Linked DNA regions of Mus musculus: region 2 is linked to region 1. Evidence: chromatin loops called from intact Hi-C (ENCODE). Cell type or tissue: heart. All regions are shown on one strand.

Evidence for each region. Peaks named below come from ENCODE experiments on the same cell type or tissue, not always from the same donor. Only the 100,000 strongest peaks of a DNase experiment are listed, where the experiment ranks them.
Region 2: a loop joins it to region 1, with 6 times the contacts of the local background. A loop is called at or near these places in 18 of 42 quality-filtered maps.

The regions. Positions count from the first base shown.
Region 1 is chr19:24,263,186-24,267,185 of GRCm38, forward strand. The region is part of intron 4 of Fxn (frataxin); the gene reads right to left. Among named protein-coding and RNA genes, the nearest start is that of Fxn, 15 kb to the right of the region's middle. In heart, CTCF peaks have their summits at 2,006 (motif pointing left) and 2,228 (motif pointing right); a DNase peak (open chromatin) is centred at 1,996.
Region 2 is chr19:24,151,946-24,155,945 of GRCm38, forward strand. All of the region lies in intron 2 of Tjp2 (tight junction protein 2), which reads right to left. Among named protein-coding and RNA genes, the nearest start is that of Tjp2, 71 kb to the right of the region's middle. In heart, a CTCF peak has its summit at 1,522 (motif pointing right); no DNase peak of the experiment used is centred here.

The DNA of each region.
Region 1 (4,000 bases):
CTATTATTAAAAACTTTGCTGGGCATGGTGGTACAGGCCTTTAATTCCAGCGATTAGTGGACAGAAGCTGGCTTGGTCTCTCCAGCAAATTCCAAGCCAGCCAGGGATCCAAGGTGTCTTAGTGAGGGTTTGTATTCCTGCACAAACATCATGACCAAAAAGCAAGTTGGGGAGGAAAGGGTTTATTCAGCTTACACTTCCATACTGCTGTTCATCACCAAAGGAAGTCAGGACTGGAACTCAAGCAGGTCAGGAAGCAGAAGCTGATGCAGAGGCCATGGAGGGATGTTCTTTACTGGCTTGCTTCCCCTGGTTTGCTCAGCCTGCTCTCTTACAGAACCCAAGACTACCATCCCAGGGATGGCACCAACCACAATGGGCTAGGCCCTTCCCCCTTGATCACTAATTGAGAAAATGCCTCACAGCTGGATCTCATGGAGGCATTTCCTCAAGGAAGGCTCCTTTCTCTGTGATAACTCCAGCCTGTGTCAAGTTGACACACAAAACCAGCCAGCACACAAGTTAAGACCCTGCCTCAAAAAACCAACAAAACAAAACTTTCTTCTTTCGACAGGGTCTCCCATAGCCTCAGCTAGCCTCCAATTCCTTCTATAGCCAAGGATAACCCTGAACTCTTGATTTTCTTGCCTTTATCGCTCAAGTGTTGGGATTACTGGCTTGCTCCATAATTTCTAGCTAAAAGTAGTTTTCTTTATTGAAAATTAAAGCTGTGAAATTGAGAGCTCTATCAGTGTGTCCCCTTCCTTCCCGTTCTGTTGCTGCATCTACCCCACTCTTCAGGTGAGAGGAGAAAGCATTTGGGATGCGGTTTTATACTACCTCCTTTTGCTACCTTTAAGAGGAGTGACTTCCTGGGGTCATTGCGATGTGTCCACAAAAGGAAATGGGGGACCTGTCTGATCTTTCTCTGCTTCCCATCCTAAGATGGGACATTGTTCCTACACATTCTCCCATCAGGGTACACCATTGTATAAGAGGCTAAAGTAGCCGTCCCTTGCATTCCTCAGTCTTGGACCCTGAACCTTGAAAACCACGAGATAAAGAAACCTTTCCCTTTTATCGGTAACTTGTCTCAGGTATTCAGGGTAGCGATGTGAAGCTGACTAATACACGGTACTGCGGACAAATCGGTAGCTGGTGTTGGCCATGATTTGTTATTCCAGATGTATAAGACCCTTGTCTCACGTTCTAGCTCCTCATGGCCTGGAGAACAGTGGACACAGTAACAGACAATGAACCCTGAGAGTTCACCACTGAGAACACTCGAGGGAACTTTCGAAGAACCCCACACTAGAAGAGTGGGGACACAGCTTAGCAGCACAGTGCTTGAGCGGTCCCAGCGTGGTGACCGCATTGTTAGATCTCCAGCATCACAAAACCATGAGGAGACTGAGGTGTGGTGGGAAGGCAGGGTAGAGGGAAGAGATGGGAAGTATCTTGTGTAGGTATAGATACACGAGGGCTTTTAATACTGCCAATCAAATGCTGGACATACAGAGAAAAGGGCAAATGGACAGGCAGGGCTTCCGTTACAAGAGCAGAAACCTCTCTGAACACAAAGTACCCCGGTCACATGAAAGCAAAACAAAACCAGGAGAAACCAAAGAATGTTCTTTGATCCTGCACCACAGCCCTGCTCTCAGGTAGAGTTGGAACAACTCAAGACCCCTCCACATTGTCCAGGGTTCTGCGCCCAGATTCTGGGGCCCAGGCGTCCCCCACATTCTATGGCAAGGGGGCCAGGAAATTCTGTCTCCACAGGACCTCAAAGGTTTTCTTCTGAAATAAGAAGTTATAATCATGGCCCTGTGAAAGACAGTCTGGATAAATATGATATTACTTCCGGGGTGATGGAGAGAGGGCTCAGTGGTTAAGGACGCTTGCTGCTCTTCCGCAGGACTGGTTTGATGTCTTTCACTACCCTGGGCTGCTTACAACTGCTTGTGACTACAGCTCCAGAAGATCTGGCTCCCTCTGCTGGCTACTGTAGGTATGGACACTCAACCACATCCATATCCACACCCACAGACATATAAAGGCCCGTCCCCCTTTATGACGTAATTGTGATGAAGCGGGGTTACTTATGAGACGCCCCCCCAAGCCTCTCATATACATTAGTTTTTAAAACAGATAATCTGGTTTTTAAATTAACTGCTTTTATGTTGTTTTGATATATGAGTGCTCTGTCTGCAAGTATACCTGCAGACCAGAGGAGGGCATCAGATCCCTTTATAGATGGTCGTGGGCCACCATGTGGTTGCTGGGGATTGACCTCAGGACCTTTGGAAGTGCAGTCAGCGCTCTTAACCACTCAGCCATCTCTCTAGCACCTAAAATTACAGGTTTTAAATGTATTTGTTTTATATGCATTGGTGTTTTGTTTGCATATTTATCTGTGTGAGGGTGTCAGATCTCCTGGACCTGGAATTACAGATAGTTGTGAGGTGCTATGTGGGTGCTGGGAATTGAACCTGGGTCCTCTGGAAGAGGAGTTGGTGAGTGCTCTTAACCACTGAGCCATCTCTCCAGCTCCAATTACGGGTTTAAAAAGAGTTTCCTTGGAGTTTCTTGTAAGTGACTACCCTGACACGGATGCCAGGATTTGAACTCTAGCCCTTGTGCTGGAGCAGAAGGGCTCTTAAGCCATCTCTCCAGCCTGAGTGGTAACCATTTTGTTTGCTGTGTGTTTGTTGTGGTGGTATTCCAACCCAGGGCCTTCTCTCACATGCTAGGCAAGTTCTTTGCCACTGAGCCACACCTTGGCACCTTTTAAAAACTGCCAATACCATTAGGCTTCCAAAGAATTCCACACTGCTTCTAGCTGAGATTTCCCACGGCTCCTTCAAAATGTCTCCTTCAGTACTGCTGTTGAGCCTCAGGGAGGTTAGTGTGAAGGCTCCCTGTGGGCATCGCTAGGCTGTTCCCAGACCACTGAGGCAGCAGCTGTATACTTATCAGTAAGTCCTTAGTTCTGAGACAGGGTCTGACTGCAGTGCATCCTGCTGCTCCTTCAACTGCAGGCATTGCCACGGGGCAGGCAGGCATGAGGCTGGGGGCCCTGGGGCTGCTGATAAAAATCACCGTCCCGTCCCGTTGTGACAGAGTCAGAGCCCAGCTCTGCCAGCAGAGTTACAGAGACCTTCAAAGTAGGCCAGGAGTTAAAGTTTAACTTACTTTGAGGACAAAGTGCAAGTTTTCTCAGATACTACAATATAAAAAATTCCTCCCTCTTTCTCCTTCCTACCTTTCCATTTTGGAAACTGAATCCAGGGCTTATAGATTACTGGATAAGCACTCTCCCACTGAGATATGCCCTCAGCCTTCAAAGTAGCTTTTTTTTTTTTTAAAGATCTATTTATTTATTGTATGTATGTGAGTACACTATCGCTCTCTTCAGACAGACCAGAAGAGGGCATCAGATCCCATCAGAGATGGTTGTGAGCCACTAAGTAGCTGCTGGGAAATGAACTCAGGATTTCTAGAGCAAACTGAGCCATCTCTCTAGTTCCCTCAAAGTAGCTTTTTAATGAATGAATGAATGAATGAATGATTATTATTTTTAATCGCAGGTATGTGCCACTGTACCTAACAAAAGTGGCTTATGGATAGCCCTGGCTATCCTGGAACGCACTATATGGACCAGATTTGCTTATTTGCTTTTGCTATAGGGTCTTACATGATAGCTCAGACTAGCCTTTGAACTGGCTATGTAGCCAAGGCAGGCCTTGAATTCTTGCCTCTACTTCTTGAGTGCTGGGACTATAGCTATGTTAAGACTGTGTCTGGCAAAAGTATCATTTTCAAAGGCAAGCCAGTGGTTTTTCTCTTCTGGGGAATGATATACTGGAGAAAACCAGTCTGGGCCAGGCTCTGAACAGTTCCTTCTGCTTCAGGTCTTGTCAACATCCTGATGCCTGAGTTGCATAGCAACCCGGGTATCAATGAGGAGAAGGGTTCAACTACAAGCCAGCCTCCCTGC
Region 2 (4,000 bases), 110 kb before region 1:
TCATCCAAGTTTTGAGGCCTGATCTACACAGAAAGTTCTAGGCCAGCTGGGGTAACATAAGTGAGATTCTGTCTCAAAATTCAATCAATCAATCAATCAATCAATCGATATGAGAGACAGGCTCTAGCCGTTTATGGTCATCGTGAACCAAATGTGATGTTTCCTGTGCTTTATCCACAAAGGGGGTAAAAAGACATTTTGAAAACAGCTTCGCATTTTAAGATTGCTTTTAGTAATATTAGGGTTGTCCCTCCAATCCCCCTCAAGGGAAAAATGTAGCTATGCTGACAAAATTTAGCAAATGGTACTTTTGAGAGCTATAAATGAAGTTGGGGCATACAGCTCAGTGGAGAAGCATTTTCCTGGCATGTATAGTGCCCTGGGTTCAAATGGCACAAGAAAAAAAAATGACTCATTAACTTTATTTTAAACCATTACCTTATGATATATTTTTTTCAAAGCCTGCGGTTTCAACTGTGTAAGTATTTGTGATATATTTCAAATGTCTTATTTTAGCTAAGCATGATGACACACATCTCTAATCCTAGAACTAACTGTTGAGGAGGGAGGACTGAGGCAGGAGGATTACTGTGAGTTCAAGAAGACTAACCTGAGCTACCAGGAAAATTTGAGTCCAGCCTGGGATTCCTTAGTAAATTCCTGTCTCAAAAACAAAGACAAAAAAAAAAAGTGTGATGTATATGAATAATACACATTGTGTAAAATTTTCAAAGACTACGATCATCACCTAGAAAAAAAAAGCCATAACTAGATTCATAAGTGAATGTATTGGGGCGGGGAGGGGAGCGGGGAGGGGGACACTGTACAAGGATGAGGGCCTTCCAAACCAATTAGGAAATCTAAAGGAAAAACAGTGAAGAGCTGCGGGTTAAGGGCCAGGTCAGAGCAGGCTGCAGAGATGGGGAAGGGAGGGAACAGTGAGGCTTCCTCAGCAGAGAGAGGCTCAGAGTCGAAGCTGCTCAAGACATGGGACTTACTCACCAGCCAGTCCTGCTAATGACCATGGCTTCAGAAAACAGATGACAAAGTTCTCACAAACAAAAGACTCCAGGAGCTGAAATTAGCCCTGATCCTGGACTGTGTGTGTCAGCATCTCGTAGGAGGCTGTCGAGATGGCCCAGTGGTTTAGAGCGCTCATTGCCGAATAGTGGCTGCAGCAGCAGGGCCAACCATGATACACATATATAATGCAGGTGACATAATCATACAGGTAAGATAAAACTTAGCATCTTGCATGGCGTTAACACACGAGCTGAGTGGCTAGCTGTCTCTGCACAGGTTTCTTTGACTTCGGTTAGCATGAGAGATTTTGCAGACGGGGGCCGACATTTTTTTCAATTCAAACTTACATTTTATTAAATTCCTCTCAGAGAGTCCATACGTGGCTGGCAACAAAACTAATAGACAGAATGAGCACATGACCTTAGAACCTAAGAAGACACCCACCCACATTTACCAGAAACTTGGCAAAGGCCACTGCCTGGTAACTGATATAAAGGTCCACTAGGGGGCGCAGAAATGCAGATACTAAAATCCGTCTGCTGGTTCTTACCAAATACAAAATTTTAAAATTAACTGAGAAGAAATTAGAAATGGGCTTTTATTGAGTGCACTAAAAGCTCTCACAAGATCATTCAGATTCACAAATCGTGCCAGAAAAAGGGGAAGGGTGTTATGATTAACATCCATGCACATTAGCCCAAATGTGCACCAGCAGAATATGAGTGAGTGGTCAGTATCTTCAACCCTCTTCCTCCATGGAGAAAGACTAAGACCTAGCACCCACCCCACCCTCTGACCGCCTGGCCTCTGACAGAAGCCATCTAGGAAAGGCTATGGCAAGCCAGTGAGTTTCCTGGCCAGGTCCTCAATGGGAGAACCCAGGCTTTATCCAGGGCAAGTGTCCCTGATTGTGACATCACACGCATCCCTTGGCCATGAAACTTGTCACTAGGAAGCAAGACTCAGTCGGGGAATAATTAATATGGAACACTTGGAGTGTTAGTCCTGAGTGGCACTAAGCAGAAGTGCCAAGGGGTGGGAGCTCTGTGAAAGGGAACGTGCCCCCACCACCTAGAAGGACCTGTGTTCGAGATATGACACATGAGGTATGACGTAACCTGTTTCCAAGGGGGTGTTGGTGAAAATCTCATGTGCCCTATGTGCAGTGGAGTCTTGGAGGAACCAGTACAGCAGCCCAGAGATGCCCAAAGATGAGCTACCAAGCCACAAACGCATTAAGCACCTTCGTTCCCTGGTACAGCAGCAACAGACATGCACTGCGGAGCTGAAGGCTCCTTGGCTGAGCACGAGCACCAGCTTGCAGAGGCAGAAGTGAGACATCCAACAGCCAAAGGACATATGTACAATCCCAGTGTCAACTCCAGCCTTGCAAACCTGAAGGAGACAAATGACTACAAGATCCTCGAGTAAATAAACTCCCTACAGCCAGCAAGAGTGATCTGCTGCAGAGGGATAATCGGGACCTGGTGCTCTGCTCCAAGGCTGTAATCAAGCACTCCCTGGTGGAGATTGGCTACTCAGCCTCTACTGTCAATGCTATGATTGAAAAAGCCTACAAATGTTGCTGGCCCCCCAGGGTCTGGCCACACTAGAGATGAGACAGAGATGAGCGCAACTGTGTGCACCATGTGAACAAGTACATCCCAAGCCACCAGGCTTGTACATGATACATATTGTGCATGTACATGATAAAATATAATTTCAGAATCAAGGAACAGTAAGAGATTGCAGCTACTAATGATCAAGTGGAATTGTTTTTTAAAATATATAATAATCAAACAGCATAATGCAATAAAGATTATTCAAAGTTTGTTTCCTTCTTGAATTTTCCATCACACACTTTCAGACACCGGACTTCAAATTGAAAGCATGACCGTTTAAAATTTAACCCTTTAATGAAGGACAAGTGGCTCAATGGGTAAAGCACTTGCCACAGAAACTGAGGATCTAGGATTGGATCTCCAGAACTCACATAAAGCCCCATGTGCTAGCGTGTGTTTATCATCCCAGAACTCCTAGGTGGGAGGCAGATACATGAGATTTCCCAGAAGCCCGTGGGACAGCTAACTTGATGCATGCAACAACCTGGTATGCACAGCAATAAATAAGAGACTATCTCAAGCAAGGTGGAAGGTGGAGACTGACATCCAGGAACACACTGTGGCATGCACACCAGCACATGCATTCGTGCGTGCGCATGCAAGCACACACACACACACAGTTTTAAAAATTAAATAAAATGTAATTCAAAAAACATTTGAAGCTGGGCGTGGTGGTGCACGCCTTTAATCCCAGCACTTGGGAGGCAGAGGCAGGCGGATTTCTGAGTTCGAGGCCAGCCTGGTCTACAGAATGAGTTCCAGGATAGCCAGGGCTACACAGAGAAACCCTGTCTCGAAAAAAAAAAAAACAAAAACAAAAACAACATTTGAGAATGTTTCTTACTAAGAGGACAGGAAAACAGAAGAAAGGCAAGTAGCAGGCTATGGTTTGGCAGTTCCCGGCAGATATCTATTGTACAGCTCAGTAAGAGGCCAGCTGCCTGACATACAGGCCATCACTTACAGTGCCCGCCTACAAGAGGACCACAGCTGCGTTCTGTGGACCTTACCCCCTCAGAGAGCTCATCTGTCCTTACAGCACAGCCATTAAGTGACAATCCTGTTGTCCATGGTTTTCTTTGTTTATGTATTTGTTTAATTATCAAGGGATAAACTCTCAGTGCGTAGATAATCCACCAAAATTAGGTAAGCTCCCTGGGTTTGGGTAGCAATGAAGATTCCAGGTTGTTTTGCCCTTGAACTAAAAATCAAACTGTTCACAGCTTCTAAACACACAATGCAAGGAAAGGCTAGCTGAGAGCAAAATCTTGCTTTACTTAATCCCAGGTAGATCATTAACTCCTGTCAGGAACAGTCACTACACATGGGTCCCTCGAGACACTCACTCTGTGGAA